Regions from separate parts of the Homo sapiens genome. Here region 2 is linked to region 1. The links are chromatin contacts, found by Hi-C or POLR2A ChIA-PET in ENCODE. All regions are on one chromosome and are shown on one strand. The core of a region is the stretch at or near the end of the contact, and the rest is flanking DNA. Distances in the headings are between cores, read along the strand shown.

Region 1 (3,647 bases), core at 937-3,436:
TTCTACAAAACATTTTCAAAATTGGTCATGGTGTTGTCTGTCTCTAGTTCCAACTACTGGAGATGCTGAGGTGGGAGGCTCGACTGAGCCCAGGAGGTGGAGGTTGCAGTGAGATGGTGCCACTGCACTCCAGCCCGGGTGACAGAACAAGACCATCTTTTAAAAAAAAAAAAAAAAAAGCAGCCGGGCGCAGTGGCTCACATCTGTAATCCCAGCACTTTGGGAGGCTGAGGCAGGCAAATCACCTGAGGTCGGGAGTTCAAGACCAGGCTGACCAACATGGAGAAACCCCGACTCTACTAAAAAAAACAAAAAATTAGCCAAGCGTGGTGGCAGGCACCTGTAATCCCAGCTACTCAGGAGGCTGAGGCAGGAGAATTGCTTGAAGCTGGGAGGCAGAGGTTGCGGTGAGCCGAGGTCATGCCATTGCATTCCAGCCTGGGCAACTAGAGCAAAACTCCATCTAAAAAAAAAAAAACTTTGCTTATCGTATAAAAATAAAATATATACCAAATTTTCAAATTAAATAACATTTACTAAAGCCAAAAGCACAAAATGTTTATTTATGAAAAAAATCAAATGTTATCTTATTTACAATTTATAGTATTTTTCTTGAACTTTTCTTAAAAATAAATTTGGATATTGATTTGTTGCCACCTACTGGTTAAATTCATATTTGAATGGCATTTCACATCAAATATTCACTACAGTTAATAGAAAACACAGAGAAAAAAAGTAATGTTCTTTTCTTTACAACGTTTTACTAAACTACTATGATAAATTCTGCTTTGGAAAAGTCTGTAAAGTTACCTCACAAAATGGTGGCTTGACTTTTGACAGTATCTTCACTCAAATTTTTCTTTAGTGTGTTGGGACTGTTTTAAAATACCATTATAATTTATTAGAAATATAAAACCTTTAATGAAAATACTTTCAAGATGTTATTTTTAAATTTACAACTCAAACATGTATATGTACCAGTTTTTCAGAATATTGGAGTTATATAGAATTTAGGGTATTACCATCTTTTTACAGTTGATTTCTTAGGACTGAAAACCAAAAAAAAAGTTCTCATTACATTTGTTGTTATACGTCTTAAGTAAATTTTACTCTATAGCAATCTCTCCTCTAAATTCCTTTTTCATACTACACATTGAGGAAAGAGTCTGTTGTCTTACTGAACTACTTTTAAAACTACTTCCAGATTTTAAAAGCATAACAAATTTAACACTCTGAGTTCCCAATTCTAATAAATCAACTGTAAAAAGGCATTCCCTACAGTAACTGTGGAAATGTGAACATGGATTGAGTTTCTGTTTTTTGTTTTTTTGAGACAGGGTCTCGCTCTGTTGCCCAGGCTGGAGTGCAATGGTGCCATTTTGGCTCACTGCAACCTCTGACTCCAGGTTCAAGCAATTCTCCTGCCTCAGCCTCCCAAGTAGCTGGGATTACAGGCACCCGCCACCACACCTAGCTAATATTTGTAATTTTAGTAGAGATGGGGTTTCACTATGTTGGCCAGGCTAGTCTCGAACTCCTGACCTCAAGTGAGCCACCCACCTCGGCCTCCCAAAGAGCTGGGATTACAGGCATGAGCCACCCATGCCTTGATTTTTAGATGACACCAGAAAAATTATGTTAATTTTGTTGATTGTGATAATGCATTATGATTATGTAATAAATGCATGATTGCTGTGGGCTGAATTGTGTCCCCCCAAAATTCGTATGTTGAAGCCTTAACCCCCAGTGTGATATCTGAAGGTGGGGCCTTTGGCAGGTAATTAGGGTTAGAGGAAGGCATCAATGATAGTGAGGCTCATGAAGGGATTTTTTTTTTTTTTTGAGATGGAGTCTTGCTCTGTTGCCCAGGCTGGAGTGCAATGGCACAATCTTAGCTCACTGCAAACTCTGCTTCCCCGGTTCAAGCGATTCTCCTGCCTCAGCTTCCCGAGTAGCCAGCATTACAGGCGCCTGCCACCAAGCCCAGCTAATTTTTTTATTTTTAGTAGAGACAGGGTTTCACCATGTTGGCCAGGCTGGTCTCAAACTCCTGACCTCAGGTGATCCACCCACCTCAGCCTCCCAAAGTGCTAGGATTACAGGCATGAGCCACCACCACTGGCCTCATGATAGGATTATATAAAGAGAGACACCAGACAGCTTGCTCCCTAACTCTCCTAAGCGCGATGGCACAGTGAGACAGAAGGCATCTGCAAGCCAAGAACAGGGCCCTCCTGGAACCTGACCATGCTGGCAGCCTGATCTCAGACTTTCGGCCTCTAGCACTGTGAGAAAGAAATGTCTGTTGTTTTAAGCCACCCAGTCTATGGTATTTTGTTATGGCAGCCCGGGTCAACTAAGACAGTGATGTATATAGAAATATGTAAGGGAGAAATAATATGCAAGAGATATAACAATAATATGCCAACTGCTTTTAAATACAGTTGCAAAAAAGAAAAAAAATGGAACAAAATCTTAATGATTGTTAAATTTAGGTGCCAAGTACTTAGGGGTTTCATATGCTATCAGCTCAGTTTCTAAGTCTGAAGTTTCCTATAATTAAAAAAAACTTTAAAAAAGAAAGAATATTAAAAAAAAAAAAAACTTTTTCAATGTAACTCCTAGAACCAAAACCCTGAAAATAAAATGTTTTAAGATAAAGTACTAATTTGAAATTATTACAAGGCAAAAATAAAAGGTGAGTAGAAACTTTACCATCTTTAAATAAATTTAGTAAAAATTGTTACAAGTTTTTTTGTTTTGTTTTGTTTTTTGTTTTTGAGACAGTCTCCCAGGCTGCAGTAGCATGATCTCCGCTCACTGCAACCTCCACATCCCCAGCTCAAGCGATTCTCCTGCCTCAGCCTTCCGAGCAGCTGGGATTACAGGCGCAGGCCACCAGCACCACCACGGCTGACTGATTTTTTTGTAATTTTAGTGGAGTCGGGGTTTCACTATCTTGGCCACACTGATTTCAAACTCCTGACCTCAGGTGGATCCACCTCAGGTGATCCACTCAGCCTCCTAAAGTCCTGGGATTACAGGCATAAGCCACTGTGCCCCGCAGATTTTTAAGATAATATGAAAGTCCAACCTAAGGGTCTCAAGCTAAAAGCACTGACCTTAAAGGCTAGTATTCTGTTGTAATTAAGTGGCCTGTTCAAATCACTTTTATCAGGGGTTAAATTTTCTTAATTATGAAAGAGAAATAATTTTTGAATCCTGTTGTAAATAGGATGATTTTCATTGTATATATCCAATAAATTATTGTTGAAATATTTCACTTTTTTCCTGTAGTTTGGAACTGTTTATTTTGACCCTTTTTGGTTATAATAGTTCTCAAATTAGAATCTTGGATTTTTCAAAAAGATAATACCACCTGAAAATAATAAGTTTTGCTTCTTTCTAACCTGTTTGGGGTGTTTTTGTCTGATTGCACTAACACTACTAAATACCATAATACTACACAACAAAAAGGGAGAGCAGTCAACTCAATATTGTCCCTGATTTTGAAAGGAATAATAATAGTTATGACATTAACTATTAAAACTAATTTTTTCAATAATTTTGAGAAAGTGTCTATTTGTATTTTACAAAGTTTTGAAAGGACAGATATTCAAGTACGCGCCTTTGATCCATTCTTGCGT
Region 2 (3,943 bases), core at 750-3,249, 190 kb after region 1:
GGCAGCCATGGCGTCCTATATCGATGAACACGACTGTGAGCCGTTGGACCCTCAAGCAGGAGACTCGAACCAACATGGTGCTGGAGCTCGTAAGGTCACTTTTGAATAGGATGGACTTTGAAGACTTGGGGTTGGTAGTAGATTGGGACCACCACCTGCCTCCACCGGCTGCCAAGATTGTGGTTGAGAACCTCTCCAGGACAGTCATCAGAGGCTCTCAAGGCTGAGCTCAAGTGCCCCGTGTATCTTTTGGAATCTGAGGAGGAGACTGCCATTGAGATGCTTCCCAACACCTTTTTCATTCCAGTTGCATTCTGCCCTGGCTAAGCAAGACAAATTCCTGTCCCTTGTGCCGCCATGAGCTGCCCACTGATGACTACACTTATGAGGAACACAGACGAGATAAGGCTCGAAAACAGCAGCAGCAGCAGAACCGACTGGAGAACCTCCATGGAGCCATGTACACGTGAGGAGGCTGGGGCTGAGCGCCGGTCCTCTGTGTCTTCCCTACAAACCTTGAATCCTCATTAAAATTTCTTTACCCGTCCCCCGCCCCGCCCCAGAAAAAAAGGCCGGGCGCAGTGGCTCACACCTGTAATCCCAGCACTTTGGTACGCCAAGGCGGGCAGTTCACCCGAGGCCGGGAGTTCGAGACCAGCCTGACTAACATGGAGAAACATCGTCTCTACTAAAAATACAAAATTAGACGGGCGTGGTGGTGCATGCCTGTAATCCCAGCTACTTGGGAGGCTGAGGCAGGCGAATCGCTTGAACCTGGGAGGCGGAGGTTGCTGCGAGCAGAGATAACGCCATTGCACCCCAGCCTGAGCAAAAAAAAAACAAACACACATGTACACTATAAATATATACGATTATGTTCCCATAATAGGTAATTTAAAAAATAGTATCCTTGTTTTTTTTTTTTTTTTTAAATGAGACGGAGTCTTGCTCTGTCGTCCAGGCTAGAGTGCAGTGGTGCGGTCTCTGCTCACTGCACGCTCCACCTCCCGGGTTCACGCCATTCTCCTGCCTCAGCCTCCTGAGTAGCTGGGACTACAGGCGCCCACCACCACGCCTGGCTAATTTTTTGTATTTTTAGTAGAGACGGGGTTTCACCATGTTAGCCAGGATGGTCTCGATCTCCTGACCTCGTAATCTGCCTGCCTCGGCCTCCCAAAGTGCTGGGATTACAGGCGTGAGCCACAGCGCCCAGCCATCCTTGTTTTATGCTTGCAATAGTAATTTGTAGCTCGATTATATATCTCTGTGCACATGTATTTGATTTTTCTTCTCACCGTGTGGTTTCTTTTTCCTCTGAGGGTTGCTTTCCCCCCCCCTTGTTTGTTATGGTCTCTATGGTACTCCTTCCGTGTTAGTTTGTTTAAGAGGCTGTCAAGTCCACAGGTCCTCTACACAACCCTTGCTGCTAGGTAGCTCCCTTTCCTCCTCCCTGGTAAAAGACAGGGTTTTGGGCGAAACACATGTTAGATGCTCTGTTCTCTTCATTCAGCTCCCAGAACGCTTATAACCACCTCTACACCCTCTAGGCAGGAAATCAGAAGCTCATCTCTAGGGACTCTGACCAACGTTAAAAGAAATATCTAAAGATACTGACATTCATTGGAAACCCCCAACTAAATATTCGAACCAAATAACCCTGCACCGAAGCTCCTAGTCAACAAGCCCCCCACACTCTCAGAACATCTGGATATTGCCTAAAATATAAATTTAAATTATTCATATTGAATTTAAGGCGTTGGGAGAGGGATATCTTAAAGTTCCATCATTAAGAGCTTCAATAAAGTGGAGGGGACTTTTACCGCGGTGGAGTGAGCGAATCCCTTCTCTGGAGCTCCATAGGGGAGGGTGCCCGCTTCCTGAGTGGCCGTTCCGACCTCCGGTCAGGAGGGGGAGGAACAGAGCACGGCCGGCGGCTGCACGGGCAGGGCCTCTCTGGGCTGAGAGGAAGAAACCAGTGAGACATCGAGAGGAAGTCGCTGTGGCACTCAGTCCTACGGCCTCCGAGGCTGGGTAGTGAGTGTGTCGCTGGCCTTAGCCAGACTCCACAGGCCACGCTGGCTGCGAATGGAGCCGAGGACTCGCGCGGAGGCGAGATGCTACCAGCCGGCGAGATCGGCGCCTCTCCTGCAGCCCCGGTGAGACGGCCCTGGCGTCCCTGGGAGGGGACATTGGTGGCCCATTGAGGTGGCACAGACCTCCCGGGGGAGATAGTCCCGGTGCGGTGGCCCTGTAAGCTTGTGAAGGTGCTTCCTGCGGCTTAGATTAGAGGCCCTTGTAAGACCTCCTAGAGGAGGCGGTAGTCCCCGTGAAGTGGCTTTGGCGGCCCTGGTGAGATGACAGATTTCTCTAGGGAGGTGGCTCTAGTGAGCAGGCAAGGTAACTCCAGGTCCTGCGGAGGTGACACACACCTCCTGGGAAGGTGGCGGTGGCACCAGGACAGTGGCACTTTGAGGTACCTGATTCGGACGGCCCTGGTCGCTCAGAAAGTGGGAGAGCGTCTGGAACCTCTCTTGCCTCCAGTGGGTGCCCTTTGGGAGCCCCGTATGCTTTCCATCCACGACTTTAATCTTAATGTGCTTGTCACATCTGTTCTTCTTCTAGTGCTGCTCTGAAAGTGGTGACGAAAGGAAGAACCTCGAGGAGAAAAGTAAGCCAGCTCCAAACACCTTAGCTTTTTCTTCCCGCCCAAACTCAGCCTTCCAGGGTCTGCAATATAGAAAGGTTCTTTGCCTATCTTTTAGATGCAGTACCGTTTTCTGCACAATATGCTTATATGGTAATACTGATGACCATGATACACATATTTTTGTCTTTCTAAAATTGTAAAATATGGGATGCTTTGGAGAAGAGCACTTCCCGATCCATACCTAGTACAGGGACTAGAGTGTTTTCGCTGGAAGTCTGCCTATCATACAGTACTCAGAATAATTGGGGCCTGCCTGTCATTTTAATGAAACATCAACTTACTAAGCATCAGGAATTTGGAGGGGCCCATGATCTAGGACAGACGACCACCACCCTAATTGGGTTCAAAGGAGGCAAATGACAGTTGTTTAGTTCACCTTCAGTAAATTGGCAATTTAAAATTGCTCTGGCAAGAGCACAACGGATAACTTGGGTTCTGGATCTTGGACTGGACAGGAAAGGGGGAAAAGGTCAGTACCACCATTTCCTCCCTAGTACGGGAGTATATGTCAGGGTTGTGGACTTTTGCCATTTTACTTTGATGGCAGGTTATTGCAAATCAAGGGCTCTTTAGGGACCTTTGAAGTGACATTTTTTGGGAGAGGAAGGGGAAAAGCATGTGATAGCTCTGCTATTGGGATTTTTGGTTCTTTTGACTGTGGCAAACAGTTGGGAATGTGTAGCAGTAAGAAAAACGGTGCCCACATTAGCACATGGCCCTTAGGAGTAAGATTTGCCCTTAACATTAGCGGCTGATAGAATCTGCCTCAGAAAGAAGGCTCTGAGCAGTCCATAGCACATGACTGTCATAACTGCCACATCTCAGCTCCTTTTTCTTGAAGGATTTCAGAGTGCCTTGTATCTCTCAGTTAAACCCTTCCCTTTCCATTTTCCACCTTTGCCTCATTCAGATGCCTGGAAAGTAGTCTGATGCCTACTGAGCTGTCATTTTAATAAAATAATAGATGTAGACTATCATATCAAGGACTTTGACCTTGTTCCTCTTTCCACAGCTCAAACTGCTTTGCAGTTAGGAGTGCTCTTTACAAAAAATAGAAAAGGAGACACATAAAAACCTCCCAAACCACCGGTGTGTCATTTTGAAGAATGTCATTTCACTAAGAATGTACTATGCCACATTTGAATGGTTACACATCAAGGGTGTAATTTTTTTTTTTTTTGAGACTTAGTCTCACTCTGTCTCTCAGGCTGGAGTGCAGTGGCGCGATCTCGCCTT

Evidence for each region. Hi-C counts contacts between places; a loop is a spot of excess contacts on that map. ChIA-PET counts read pairs that join two places held with the same protein, here RNA polymerase II (POLR2A). Pooled maps may share reads with other maps.
Region 2: a loop to region 1 is called in a pooled map, with 2.4 times the contacts of the local background. The contact joins the promoter of RINT1 here to the enhancer-like site in region 1. A Hi-C loop is called at or near these places in 5 of 50 pooled maps. POLR2A ChIA-PET finds 5 or more read pairs at or near these places in 5 of 52 experiments (WTC11, activated B cell, activated CD4-positive, alpha-beta T cell and 1 more).

What each region holds. Positions count from the first base shown.
Region 1 is chr7:105,335,491-105,339,137 of GRCh38, forward strand. The region is part of intron 2 of SRPK2 (SRSF protein kinase 2); the gene reads right to left. Among named protein-coding and RNA genes, the nearest start is that of SRPK2, 52 kb to the right of the region's middle. Within about 2 kb of position 2,187, at least 2 of the 41 ENCODE cell types and tissues checked have a DNase peak (open chromatin) inside an H3K27ac peak, as active enhancers do.
Region 2 is chr7:105,530,202-105,534,144 of GRCh38, forward strand. It overlaps RINT1 (RAD50 interactor 1), which reads left to right and starts at 2,000. Exons shown (of 15, transcript NM_021930.6): 1 at 2,000-2,156; 2 at 2,623-2,668. The coding sequence starts at 2,115. It also overlaps the pseudogene LOC100131785. RefSeq lists enhancers at 1,281-1,330, 1,618-2,195, 1,781-2,080, 2,171-2,350, 2,196-2,772.